Regions from separate parts of the Homo sapiens genome. Here regions 2, 3 and 4 are each linked to region 1. The links are chromatin contacts, found by Hi-C or POLR2A ChIA-PET in ENCODE. All regions are on one chromosome and are shown on one strand. Each heading gives the region's core, a stretch centred on a gene start or an enhancer-like site at or near the end of the contact. The rest is flanking DNA. Distances are from core to core; before and after follow the strand shown. Region 1 holds the start of SRF (serum response factor). Region 2 holds the start of TJAP1 (tight junction associated protein 1). Region 3 holds the start of ABCC10 (ATP binding cassette subfamily C member 10). Region 4 holds the start of RPL7L1 (ribosomal protein L7 like 1).

Region 1 (3,209 bases), core at 280-2,779:
AGGAGCATGTGGTTCCCAGTGGATGCCATGGAAGACTCACGGCCGGCGCAGGACTAGGTTCCTGCTGCTCAGGGCAGCACCAGTTCTCCTGCCCCGCTCCCTTACCTGGTCCCTAACCCTGCCTGTCCTTCCAACCAGCACTACTCTCGTGGTGCCCACTTCCTCCCACACATGTTCGCTCATTGTTGTCATGCAGCTCCAGCCTCCTCACCTCCATACCTTCTCGTTTGCTCCCTGCTTTTCCGGCGCCCTCGTCCGAACACCGGAGTGCACTGGACCTACTGATCCCGGGTTCTCATTATCCACCTCCCCGGCAGCCTCGTAGCCTCCCATCACCGCTCCTCACCCCTTCACTCAGCAAGGGCCCTCTTCCTCTCTGGCGCCGGTCACTCCCACCTCTGCGCCTTTCCCCACGGTTGCGAGCGTTCGCGGGATCTCCCCTCTCCCCACATTTCCCCGGCGGCCCCTCCCCTTCGGCCCTCCCCGGGCAGGAGCCATCCCCTCCCACACACCTCCTGCGGACTCGCAGCCTCTCACCTCCGCCTCGGCTCTGCGGTCCTCCCGGGCTCCCTTTGCACATCCCCACCCCAACCGGGCCCCGGGGCCGGCCAGCCCCCCGGCTTGGTACCTTCTTCATGATGCCCGTCTTCCTCTTGCTGAAGGTCGTGTAGCGCCGCAGCTTGTTGTCGATGAACTCCATCTTGATCTTCACGCGGCCCCGGGTCTTCTTACCCGGCTTGGCCCCGCTCACCGCGCCGCTCACCGGCCCGTAGCCCCCGGTGGCCGCTGCCGACGCCTCGGGCCCACCGACCACCATACCGATCTCCATCTCGCTCAGGCTCCGCTTCAGGCCGCGCCGCTCGGCGCCCAGCTCCTCCTCCTCGCCCGACTCCGAGTCGCCCTCGCTGCCGCTGTAGAGGGCCCCCGCGGTGGGCGCCGGGGTGGTTGCCGCCGCTGCCGCAGCCTCCCGCTCCAGGCGGCCGGGCCCGAGCCCCGCGCCATTCCCGGGGACCCGGCCCCCGTTAGCCCCGCGTGTCCCGCCGCCGCCGCCCGGCCGCCCCGTCGGGGTCCGGTTCAGGCTGCCCCCCAGGGCCGAGCCCCGGCCCAGAGCCGCCGCGGCCCCAGCTTGGGTCGGTAACATGGCGCTCGATGCAGGAGGGCGGACGGGCAGTCAGCGAGGAATCGGAGCCGCCGCAGCCGCCGCCATCGGCTTCCCGGCTCAACCCGGCACTCCCGCTGCTGCTAGTGCCGCTATCGCTGCCGCGGCCGCCGCTGCGAACCCGGGGCCCCTGCACGCCCGGGCCGACCTGGGCCCTCACTTTCCTGCCCCTGTGGCCCGGGTTGCCCCAGGCCGCGCGCAGCGCCCCCTGTCCGTCTGCTAGGGCGGCGCGCCGGGCGGCCGTCAGCGTCCCCCGGGGGGCAGGGGCTGCTGGCCGCGGCCGAGACGGCGGGTGGAGGGGGCCGGGACCACGCGCTGGCGGCGGAGGGATCCCCCGACCCTTCCCCCCATATAAAGAGATACAATGTTTCCTTTTATGGCGAGGCCGCTCCTTATATGGTGAGCCCCAGCGCCCCCGCCCCATTGGTCCGTGGTTCCGGCACCTCCGCTCCCCATTGGCCCACAAGAGGGCGCTTATTTGCATAGACATACCGAACTCGTTGCTGTCATCTCGCGTCAGACCGCGACTCTGAGAGGGGTGGAGCCGACGCCTCTTAAAGGAACCGGAGAGCAGGCACGATTCCGCCTCCCTGAACCCGAGAATGATAGAACGGTTTGGGAGGCACCCGCGGAGAAGGAGGCTGGGACTGGAGCGCAGTCTTGCGGAAGAGAGGGAGCAGCACTAGTAAATGGGCACCGGGACCGCTGGAGGCAAACACTGGGGAAACCCCTGGGTGGATTGTGGGGTTTGCAGTAAATAAAAAAATACAGCCCAAATTCCAAGGGAGGAGTGCAGGGATTGATTGGAGCATTTCCTCACGCCTTCCTAAGGGAGGCACAGTTATTGGCTGAGCGGAGAGAGCTTGGGTCCCCGCCCGGTGTCCAGACTCGTCGCGCCCCAGCCTCTCAGCTCTAACTTTTCCCCTACCCCCAACTTCCCTTCCCTTTCCCTCGCTTTTGTAGGCGACGAAACTTTCCCACCGGGCTGGCTCGAGGATCTTCATTCATCATCCTCTGCACTGGGGGGTCTTTGGCAGACATACATCTGGAAAAGGCTGGTGGAGGGGAGGGCGAGAGAGAGAGATCGGCCTCCCAGTCCTGAGGCGGGCAGGGAGGAGAGACGGAGATCAGGGAGGAGAGATGGAGATCAGTGAAGACTTCCAGCTGCAGGCTGGACTTGGGGAGGAGGACGTCCCGAGGATAAAGCCCACCCTACAGCCAGTGCAAAGACTTGGGAAAGTGTGGCCCGACAGAAAGTTTAAGCCCAAGCAAGCACGCTCGCGCACACACACGCACATACACACACTTCTCTGGAAAGCCCGTTGGAGAAAAAAAAAAAAGTTTCACACAGGGTATCGCTCTGTCGCCCAACCTGGAGTGCAGTGGCGGGATCTGAGCTCATTGCAACCTCTGCCTCCCGGGTTCAAGCGATTCTCCCACCTCCGCCTCTCACGTAGCTGGAACTACAGGTGCGCGCCACCACTCTGGCCTAATTTTTGTATTTTTTGTAGAGATGGGGTTTTGCCATGTTGCCCAGACTGGTTTCGAACTCCTGGCCTCAAGCGATCCTTCCCCCTCGGCTTCCCAAAGTGCTGGGATTATAGGCATGAACCACCGTGCCCAGCAGAAAAAAAAAAAAAAAAAAAAAAAAACTTAAAAGATTAGAACTGGGGTGCTGCAAAGTGAGGTTCAAGCTCTGGGTCTGGGTCTTTTCTCCAAAGCAGTGAAAATAGCTTGGACTTTGCTGTTACAGAATTATTTAAATCTGGAATCTGCCTCTTGGTAAGCCCTGTGCCTGGAAACAAGTGACAAGTGATCTGATCTCTCCAGACGCAATATTCATCAATGCTGCTATCCATTCCCTGAGTTTTTTTTTTTTTTTTTTTTGAGACAGAGTCTCGCTCTGTCGCCCAGGCTGGAGTGCACTGGCACGATCTCGACTCACTGCAACCTCTGCCTCCCCAGTTCAAGCGATTCTCCTGCTGCCTCAGCTTCCCAAATAGCTGGGATTACAGGTGCCCACCACCACACCTGGCTAGTTATTTTGTGT
Region 2 (3,274 bases), core at 31-2,530, 310 kb before region 1:
TCAGTCCACTTGATCTCTTACCAGAAACTGATCTACATTTTTTCTCTCTAATCCCAACCTGCCTTTCCCTCACCTCTGATACCCCCACCAAAATCCACATCCCCAGAGGAACACTAATGAGCCCTTCTTACCAAAAAAGCAAAAGTAGACACACAGCGAGAATGAATTCAGGAGTCAGTGACAGCAGGTACCTAAATGGTCAGTGAACACGATCAGAATTTGTTTTCTCGTGACTCCCCACCATCTGTCACCCACAAATCTCCACTTCCAGGCAGGACGCCAAAGTGAAGAAGTGATGGGGATATTGAAGCAGAAACAATGAGCATGTAGGAAACTGCTTGTGACAGGGATGTGTTAACATCCTTCGGCCTGGTCTCTAGGCCTCTGTCCAGGTTTACTTGCATAGGTGAAGGCACACAAGGCTTAATTCTACACCAACTCTCAAAAGTCAGCCTGCAATCTACGCCAAACACTAACTTAAGGACCTCAGACAAAGGACAAACTCTATAAAAGTGAGCCCTTTTCAGACCAAATGTTTCTTGGCATCACTCTAAGCCCATGCATCCTCCTCCCAGGGAGCATGCCAGCCAGAAACCTGTCACTGGAAGCCACCTTACCCGCTCTGGGGTTGGACTGGGGCAAGTCGCTATCTCTTCTTCTTTCCAAGTAGGCACTGTAATTTCTTCCAGTCCCTGGGGCACCTGAATCTTCAGCTGAAATTGGGGCAGATGCTGCTAACAGCTGTGGAAAGGCTGATCTAAGCCTAGAAGAGGGTCATTTGACTGGCTTTAGTTCCCTCCTTAGCAGATCTGCCCGGCATCCTCCAGATCTCTCTTCCTCACTATCCCACTCTACTAGAAAGATCCCTTTCCCCTCTGGCCGGCCAGATACAGTCGGGCCTCTATCCCACGCTCCAGGCTTCTTTATTCGCGGCTAAGAAATTTTCCTCCAACTTGTGACTCTGCTTCTCCAGGGCCTGCACAACACCTACTTCTGGCTGCCCCGCCCCCAAATCCCCCTCCCCTAGGGCTGCCACTGGACCCTAGGGCCCCGGTCCGCCCCAGCTCCTTTTTTTCCTCTCCGCCTCGGACCTTACTCCATTCCATCTCCTCTTTTCAACCCTGGAGCCAGTACCCCCTTCGCCCCTACTACAGGCTAGGGCCCCCGCAATCCTCCCCAACTCTGGCTTCCCCGCCCGACTACTCCAACCCCACAACAAACTTTCCGCCGCTGCCAGCTGCGTTCAGGCCGCCATCTTGCCGCGGGGCAGGCCGGGTAGTGGCCAGGGCCGCGGGAATCCCCACGCACTTGGCGTGTCGCGTCATCTGAGGCGGGGCCATGGGGGCGGGGCCTCGGGTTGGGGAGGTGGGACACTAGGTAGGTGATGGTGAAAAATGGGGCTCTCCTGAAAGCAGGGATTGGAGGACTGGCCACAGAAGGAAGGAGGTGTCAGGAGCAGGGCAATAGCGGGAAGCGGGGAAAGAATCCAGTACTGAAAGAAAAAAAAAAAAAAAAAGAATAGGGGAACACATCTCAAAGATACAGTGGGAGAGAGAATCGTGCTACTGGTTCCCCGTCATCCAGAGAATAAAACCAGCTTTTCAGTTTGGCATTCAAAGATCCGCATGATCCAGGCTCTTCCACCTTCATCAGCCTCATTTTTTGCCTCTCCTGGGAACTTCAGGTTCCCAAATTGTCCTTTGTTTTCAGGACATCGGGCCTTAAGATGTCTAATCTCTCTCCTCCTCCTTTGCATCATCAATTCCTCCTATTCCTTCAAACCATCAGCTAAAATGTCACCTCCCCCAGAAAGATTTCCCTTTAGTGCTCCTTTTGCTGGGCATCACTAGCAACTTGTACATAGCTTTACTGTAGCTGTCCCGTGCAGTGTAATTATTTATTTACATGTTATACCACTTTTGCCCTGCTGCTTCTTCAGGGCAAAAACTATGTTTGATTGCATCTTCATACTCCCTAGCAGGTGCTTGGCACACAATAATTGCCTAATGAATAAATGGCATGTTTTCCTCCAATGCATTAAGCATATTTCTGCCTCAGGGTCTCTAAATTTGCTATTCCCCATACCTGGAATGTTCTTCCTCCAAATATTGACTCTCATTTGTGTCTTTGCTCAAGTGTCATCACTTTAGAGAAGCCTTCCTTGGCCACTCAATCTAAATCAGCATCCCTATTCTCCTTTACCCTGCTTTAATGTTTTCATTCATAGTACTTATCATTATCTGACATTATATTAAATATTTATTGTTTATTGATCATCTCCCCACTACAAAGCAAACTCCAGAGGTCTGGGATGTTTTCTTGCTCATCACAGTATCCCCAGTGTCTAAAACAATGCCTGGCATAGTAGGTATTCAATAGATTTTTTTTATTCTGTTTGTTTAATTAATTAATTAATTTTTGAGACAGGGTCTCACTCTGTTGCCCAGGCTGGAGTGTAGTGGTGCGATCTCGGCTCACTGCAACCTCCGCCTCCCGGGTTCAAGTGATTCTCCCACCTCAGTTTCCTGTGTAGCTGGGATTACAGGCGCATGCCAGCTAATTTTTTGTATTTTTAGTAGAGATGGGAGTTCCACCATTCCACCATGTTGGCCAGGCTGGTCTCGAACTCCTGACCTCAAGTGATCCACCTGCCTCAGCCTCCCAAAGTGCTGAGATTACAGGTGTGAGCCACTGCACCGGCCAGTAAATATTTATTGAATGAATAAATGGTATGGAGGTTGGTGATTGACAGATTTTGGAATATACTGGTGGAGAAGAGGGGTTGAAAATACTATAAAATAAGAAAATGCATAGATGGAAGTTACATGACCTCAAGGCCCCACTTAGCACTAACAGGAATGGTAGCAAAGACAAGCCCCAGACTCAGCAAAGGAGAGAGTGAGATGAGGATCAGGTGGAATTCTGCAGCTGGGTCCTCAGGGAGCACAGCCATCCTAGGAAAGCCCCAGGGCACCGAGCAGGCCAGGTAGAGGAAATGAGGAAGGCTGGAGGCCAGGAGTCTCCTCAGACCTAAAGACATCATCCACCCCGAGCCCAGGCCTCTCTTGGCCAGATGGTTCCGGAGAAGCATCTGTCCCTCCATAAATTATCCAGGGCCCCCTCCAGCCTATCCTCTCTGGTGACAGCCGGAACAATTGTCCAGGAATTCCATCTGCTCCCCTGTCCCTCTCCCCTCCGCAGCTCATCAACATTTCAGAGCAGCAAGGTATCCCATTTCCCTGGGCCTAGAGATGGAGCTGGTCTGCCCCTTGGT
Region 3 (3,510 bases), core at 11-2,510, 260 kb before region 1:
ACTAGGAACTCCCAAAGGCAGAGACCACACCGTCCTCCTATCTTCTCGGCAGCCAGAATGAGACTAACTTTAGTCATCTCTAGCCATACAAGAACTAAATACAAAATCAAGTTGAGTTTAGCATCCACACCTTATAGCCCTTAATTGGGGAAGGCTTAATGTTTGATTTTGCTCTTCTTGTCTATCTACTGCTTCCTCTTCAGCTGAGCCTAGGTATGCTTTTCTTAATCTGGAAACACTAAGGTTTCATGGGTTGCAGTGGTGAGAAACTGAGCCTACAACTTAAACACATCATCGCTTTTGGCTAAAAACGTTGTTCCCCCAATTCTGCCTCCAATTCATGACAGCTGAGTCCGGGTAGCTGAAAATGGACAATTCTGATGATTTCTGATACTCATCGGACCTTTAAAAACATGCCAGGCGCTGCACTATATGCTTAAATTCATTATCTCATTTAAACCTCCCAACAATGAGACTCAGAGAAGGCAGGTACTTGCCCAAGAACAGCCACATTGCTGCTAAGTAGCAATGCTTAGATTTTATTCTACTTCTGCCCTACTCCAGAGACCTCGCTATTCTGGTGACACTGCCGGAAGATGTAGGCCGCGGGTGAGATCTGCAGGCACACATGGACAGATGCCTTGCGCCCGTCTCTACCCACCTCGGGGTGCCCAAGTAACAGGCACTGAGCACGGCGAGGAGCGCGTGGGGCAGGGCGCTGAGCACCAGCTGGGTGAAGCAGTGGCCTGTGGTGTCCCCCTCCCACAGCGGGAGCGGCCACGCTGCGCTGCTGCCGCACAGCTGGGCCAGAAGTCGTTCCATGGACGCCTCACCTGAAGGGAAAGTTGAGGGTGACGGCTGTGCAGGGTAACAGCCGGCTTTGCCTGCACTTCCCAGCCGGGTCTCCCTGTCTCCAGCCCCGCCCTGGAACCGGGACCGCCCGTCGCTTCCGCCCCGAAGCCAGACCCCGCCCATTCTCGCGGTACCAAGGGTAAAAACGGGAGGAGGTTTCCCCAGTGGATTTCTGGACGCTGGTCACCCACCTTGCCATCTGTTTTTCCCCTCCCGTTTCTCCGCCCCCAGGCATCCGGAACCTCAAACCTGAAGAAGCTGCTGTGCACCGGATTCCGATATCCTGAGAACTGGTGTATGCAAAAAAAAAAAAAGTACTGCCCGGCCGGGGTGCTGGGCCCGCCCCGGCTGGCACCCCACCTAGAGGTTGGAAGACCTAGCCGGCGCTATTCGCCACGCCCATATGCTGGTAGCTGCACGCATGTGCACTGCTCTCTGCTTCGGCTGGCCTTTGCACGCAGGCGCGCTGGTGCAGACGCACAGTTGCGTTTTGGTACGCTTTTGTGGCCTGACTTGCGTTAAGGATCCATCCCTCCCTTAGTGCAACGTCATTTATAACCTCTCACGTGGAGTATTCGCTCACAACTGTGTAAGCTTACTAGTTGGCACAAGCATTGCAATCTCCATTTCTTGAAGAGGTGGGGAGCCGGGCACGGTTGCGCGCCTCGGTAGTCCCTGCGCGCCCGTAGTCTCTGCGCGCCGGTAGATCCCAGGAGGATGGCCTGAGCCCAGGAGTTCGAGAACAGTCCAAGCAGCATAGCGAGACCCCAGTCTCAGATAGATAGATGGATGGATGGAAATTCAAACATACCTGCCCCACGGACAAATAATGCCATTTTGGGACACACTGTTTTCCCTTATTATTCTAGGGCTGCATGACCTTGGACAAGTTACCTAACTTTTTTGAGCCTCAACTTTTTTTTGGGGGGGGGACGGAGTCTCGCTCTGTCACCAGGCTGGAGTGCAGTGGCACAATCTCGGTTCACTGCAACCTCCGCCTCCCGGGTTAAAGCGATTCTCCTGCCTCAGCCTCCCGAGTAGCTGGGACTACAGGCGCGCGCAACCACGCCCAGCCAATTTTTTTGTTCGTATTTTTAGTAGAGACGGGGTTTCACCATGTTGGCAAGGATGGTCTCGATCTCCTGACCTCGTGATCCGTCCGCCTTGGCCTTCCGAAGAGCCGGGATTACAGGCGTGAGCCACCACCCCGGCCGAGCCTCAACTTCTTTATTTGTACAACAGGGACAATACCAATACTAAAGTACTGTTGAGAGAGTTGAATAATTAATTTAGAGTGCTTAGGGCAAGTGCTTTGCCTAGGGTAGTCCTCCAATAAATCTTTTAAGGAAGCAGTGGGAAGAACATAACCTTTATAATTATACGGACCTGGGTTTGAATGCTTTTAGCAGAGGGATGTTGGGCAGGTTACTTCTGCATCTTTATTTTATTATGTTTGTCAGGCATGGTGTTGGTATCCGCCTTTACATAGGTGTGTACAGTGCTTGAAGAAGAAAAGCTAAACAAATGACAATTATGGTTATCCCACTTAATCTCAGTAAGAAGCCCCATATCCCTCAACGTCAAGAATTAATTTTCCTATTTTTAAAAACTAAGAGATGTAGGTTTGCATTTCACAATCTTTAGTAATTAATTAACAGAGTCTTGCTACCTGGCCCAGGCTGGTCTTGAACTCCTGGCCTCAGGTGATGCGCTTGCCTTGGCCTCCCAAAGTGCTGGGATTATAGGTGTGAGCCACTGCACCTGGCCAGGCTCCACTTCTAATTCTAATTCACTTGCTGTTTCCATCACATCTGCAGTTACTTCCTCCACTGATGTCTTGAAGGTCCATCCGTGAAGGTTGGAATCAGCTTCTTCCAAACTTCTGTTAATGTTGATATACGTTGTCCTCCTCCCATGAATCCCATGAATCACAGTTTTTTATTTATTTATTTATTTATTTTTATTGATCATTCTTGGGTGTTTCTCGCAGAAGGGGATTTGGCAGGGTCATAAGACAATAGTGGAGGGAAGGTCAGCAGATAAACAAGTGAACAAAGGTCTCTGGTTTTCCTAGGCAGAGGACCCTGCGGCCTTCCGCAGTGTTTGTGTCCCTGGGTACTTGAGATTAGGGAGTGGTGATGACTCTTAACGAGCATGCTGCCATCAAGCATCTGTTTAACAAAGCACTTGCACCGCCCTTAATCCATTTAACCCTCAGCGGACACAGCACATGTTTCAGAGAGCAGGGGGTTGGGGGTAAGGTCATATATTAACAGCATTCCAAGGCAGAAGAATTTTTCTTAGTACAGAACAAAATGGAGTCTCCTATGTCTACTTCTTTCTACACAGACACAGCAACAATCTGATTTCTCTATCTTTTCCCCACATTTCCCCCTTTTCTATTCGACAAAACCACCATCGTCATCATGGCCCGTTCTCAATGAGCTGTTGGGTACACCTCCCAGATGGGGTGGCGGCCGGGCAGAGGGGCTCATCACTTCCCAGAAGGGGCGGCCGGACAGAGGCGCCCCCCACCTCCAGGACAGGGCAGCTGGCCGGGCGGAGGCGCCCCCCCCCACCTCCTGGACGGGGCAGCTAGCCGGGCGGGGGCTGCCCCCCACCTCCCGGACGGGGCAGCTGCCAGGCGGAGACGCTCCT
Region 4 (3,147 bases), core at 590-3,089, 290 kb after region 1:
CTCGCTCTGTCGCCCAGGCTGGAGTACAGTGGCACGAACTTGGCTCACTGCAACCTCCACCTCCCGAGTTCACGCCATTCTCCTGCCTCGGCCTCCCGAGTAGCTGGGACTACAGGAGCCTGCCACCATGCCCGGCTAATTTTTTATATTTTTAGTAGAGACGGGGTTTCACCGTGTTAGCCAGGATGGTCTCGATCTCCTGACCTCGTGATACGCCCGCCTCGGCCTCCCAAAGTGCAGGGATTACAGGCGTGAGCCACCGCGCCCGGCCTACTACAACCATTTTATATAAGGGACTTCAGCAGTCTGAGATTTAGGCATCTGTGGGAGTCCTGGAACCAACCCCTTAAGGACACTGAGAGACAACTATACCTGGTCTGTCAAACCGTTGGGGGGAGCTCGTCAATACCAAATGTAGTCCAACACATGCGGGATAAAACTCACCAAATAAAAATTCTAATTACTTTCTCTTGGTTCCCCACCATTACCTCCTTCTTTGCCAAAAGTGCCTGCTTTGCCTGGGTGGCTTTGAGGGCTTGATAAGCCTTCCTCTTTTTCAGGAGATTTTCTGGAACCAAAGGGATTTTTCTTTGCCTGATGCAGAAAATTGAGATCAGAGATAACATTTAGAAAAGAACACTTGGCCGGGCTCGGTGGCTCAAGCCTGTAATCCCAGCACTCTGGGAGGCCGAGGTGGGTGGATTACCTGAGGTCAGGAGTTCGAGACCAGCCTGACCAACATGGTGAAACCCCCGTTTCTACTAAAAATAAAAAATCAGCTGGGCGTGGTGGCGCACGCCTGTAATCCCAGCTACTCGGGAGACTGAGGCAGGAGAATCGCTTGAACCCGGGAGGCGGAGGTTGCACCGAGCCGAGATCCCGACACTGCGCTCCAGCCTGGGGGACAGAGCAAGACTCCGTCTCAAAACAAAAACAACAACAAAAAAGAAAACGAACATTCAATGGATTTCCAAACCAATTCAATATCCTGGGCTTTAGGGAACATTACTGTTTTCAAGTATCTGAAGAAAGATTCCCCTGAAACCTGCGGTTTCTGACTCCAGGCCTCATAAATCCATCCCTAATAGTCACTCATCCCCAAAGCCTCGGAAAATAATGAATCCTTTAGCCTCTGGGTTCGTATAAGTTAACAGGGTTTTCACGGCCACAGTTCTTCATAGGCACTAGCAGCGACGAATCTATGGGGTTGGGGCGGGGGCAGGCCTATCTGCAGAGTTAACACTTGTCGGGCTGGGTGAATTCAACTGTGGCACTCCAGCCCGCTGCCTGAAGTCAATCCTCGCCTCTCCAGATAACCCGAACTTGACCGCGGTCCCCTCCCTCCTCCGCCACAGCGCTACTCCTCCTCACCCCCACCCTTTGTAAACTGTGGCCTTTTCTATTCCTAGAGCCCACAGGAATCCGCCACCAAGGCATAAACACCGTGGATGGCACCGGATACTCAAGACCCCACTCCAGATATTCAAAGCCCCAAACACTCACTCTTGCTCCGCCATCTTTCTAGTGGTGCAGCTACTGATCATGCGCAACCCCACCACATGGGGAAGACAGCACACGCTCTGTTTACTTGACCATAGAGACGTCTGTTCTAGCTCACGCTGGAGGACCAGTCAGCGTTCACTTAGCCGCAGTGAGCCCTTGAGGTCCCGCTAACCCCGATTCCTGCCAAAAGTTGCACCGCTTCTTAGGGTTTTTAGAGCCTGTGTTATTTTCAAAACCCAGCCCTTTTCTTGTAAGTTACAGTTTCATCACAAGCGGCCTGGCTGTGGACAGCAAAGTGCTTCCCACAATGCACCTATGGCGTCCGCTCCTAGCTACGGCGCCGCACTTCCGGCGCGGCTGTGCTGCGTCTCTGGGGAGGAAGACAGGCAAACTCCGCGAAACATTTTCGCTCTGTGGAAAAACTTGGAGGCTATGGCTTTGGCTCTCACGTGTAGGTGGAAGTGTTTGTTGAGGACTTAGAGTGGTAAAGCAGGTAGCTGCAATTCCGTCTGCTTGGCCCCGTCGATGCGTCCTTGAACACGTTATTTAACCCCTCTATACTGCGGCTTCATTACCCATAAAATGGGTGTACAGTAATAATAGGTCTACCTAATGGCGTTACGAGGATTACAGGAGATTAGATAAAGCGTTTAGCAGTGTCTGTCAGCACTATGTTTGTTACTATTACTGCTGGACCGAAAACTACAACATGCTTCCTTCCCGTCTAAAACCGTTACACAGGCCGGGCGCGGTGGCTCACGCCTGTAATCCCAGCACTTTGGGAGGGAGGCCGAGACGGGAGGATCACCTGAGGTCAGGAGTTCGAGATCAGCCTGGCCAACACGGCGAAACCCCGTCTTGGGCGGAGGTTACAGTGAGCCGAGATCGCGCCACTGCCCACCAGCCTGGGCGACAGAGCAAGACTCCGTCTCAAAAAAACAAAAAGAAAAGAAAAGAAAAAAAAAGAATAAAAATAAAACCCTTATGCAGCTCTCATCGCCCGGAATTTGCGTTCTTCCCTCCCAGTCTATATAGAATCCTGAAAAACAGTAGGTCGGGCCGGTGGCTTTCACCTGTAATCCCAGCACTTTGGGAGGCCAAGGCAGGTGGATCACTTGAGGTCAGGAGTTGGAGACCAGCATGGCTAAGATGGTGAAACCCCGTCTCTACTAAAAATACAAAAAATTAGCTGGGCGTGGTGGCTCGCGCCTGAAGTCCCAGAAGGCGGAGGCTGCGTGAGCCGAGTTTGTGCCACTTGCACTCCAGCCTGGGCGACAGAGCGAGACAGTCTCAAAAAAAACAAGAAATAAATTTTTTTTAAAATTAAAAATCCTGAAAAACAACACAAGTCTTATCATCTCTGGAAACCTCCAGAGCAGCGCTTCTCAAGCATTAATAGTGAATAGGAGTCACCTGAAGATTTTACTAAAATACAGATTTTTATTCAGGAGGCCGGGTGGGGAGCTGATATTCTGCTTTTTTTTTTTTTTTTTTTTTGAGATGGCGTCTCGCTCTGTCGCCCAGGCTGGAGTGCAGTGGCGCGATCTTGGCTCACTGCAAGCTCCGCCTCCCGGGTTCACGCCATTCTCCTGCCTCAGCCTCCCGAGTAGCTGGGACTACAGGCGCCCGCCACCACGCCTGGCT

Evidence for each region. Hi-C counts contacts between places; a loop is a spot of excess contacts on that map. ChIA-PET counts read pairs that join two places held with the same protein, here RNA polymerase II (POLR2A). Pooled maps may share reads with other maps.
Region 2: a loop to region 1 is called in a map of B cell, with 19 times the contacts of the local background. The contact joins the promoter of TJAP1 here to the promoter of SRF in region 1. A Hi-C loop is called at or near these places in 6 of 168 maps with a recorded cell type or tissue (B cell, CD4-positive, alpha-beta T cell, CD8-positive, alpha-beta T cell and 2 more), 9 of 37 single-sample maps with no recorded cell type and 16 of 50 pooled maps. POLR2A ChIA-PET finds 5 or more read pairs at or near these places in 11 of 52 experiments (Caco-2, HCT116, HEK293T and 8 more).
Region 3: a map of CD8-positive, alpha-beta T cell shows a loop between it and region 1 (12-fold over the local background). The contact joins the promoter of ABCC10 here to the promoter of SRF in region 1. A Hi-C loop is called at or near these places in 7 of 168 maps with a recorded cell type or tissue (B cell, CD8-positive, alpha-beta T cell, Right ventricle myocardium inferior and 2 more), 24 of 37 single-sample maps with no recorded cell type and 25 of 50 pooled maps. POLR2A ChIA-PET finds 5 or more read pairs at or near these places in 11 of 52 experiments (CD4-positive, alpha-beta T cell, GM12878, H1 and 8 more).
Region 4: a loop to region 1 is called in a pooled map, with 8 times the contacts of the local background. The contact joins the promoter of RPL7L1 here to the promoter of SRF in region 1. A Hi-C loop is called at or near these places in 1 of 37 single-sample maps with no recorded cell type and 11 of 50 pooled maps. POLR2A ChIA-PET finds 5 or more read pairs at or near these places in 5 of 52 experiments (CD4-positive, alpha-beta T cell, HepG2, Panc1 and 2 more).

What each region holds. Positions count from the first base shown.
Region 1 is chr6:43,169,589-43,172,797 of GRCh38, reverse strand. It overlaps SRF (serum response factor), which reads right to left and starts at 1,529. Exons shown (of 7, transcript NM_003131.4): 1 at 629-1,529. The coding sequence starts at 1,141. RefSeq lists enhancers at 101-310, 1-569, 1,596-2,325 and a silencer at 1,041-1,620.
Region 2 is chr6:43,475,576-43,478,849 of GRCh38, reverse strand. It overlaps TJAP1 (tight junction associated protein 1), which reads right to left and starts at 1,280. Exons shown (of 11, transcript NM_001350562.2): 1 at 1,222-1,280; 2 at 618-763. RefSeq lists an enhancer at 137-930.
Region 3 is chr6:43,425,291-43,428,800 of GRCh38, reverse strand. ABCC10 (ATP binding cassette subfamily C member 10) reads right to left here and starts at 1,260. Exons shown (of 22, transcript NM_001198934.2): 1 at 1,044-1,260; 2 at 662-833. The coding sequence starts at 822. It overlaps LOC105375065 (a long non-coding RNA gene), which reads right to left. Exons shown (of 6, transcript XR_007059585.1): 6 at 2,787-3,510. RefSeq lists enhancers at 614-683, 2,785-3,306.
Region 4 is chr6:42,878,308-42,881,454 of GRCh38, reverse strand. It overlaps RPL7L1 (ribosomal protein L7 like 1), which reads right to left and starts at 1,839. Exons shown (of 6, transcript NM_001366481.3): 1 at 1,504-1,839; 2 at 489-594. The coding sequence starts at 1,544. RefSeq lists enhancers at 1,578-1,637, 913-1,869, 1,658-2,127, 1,870-2,827.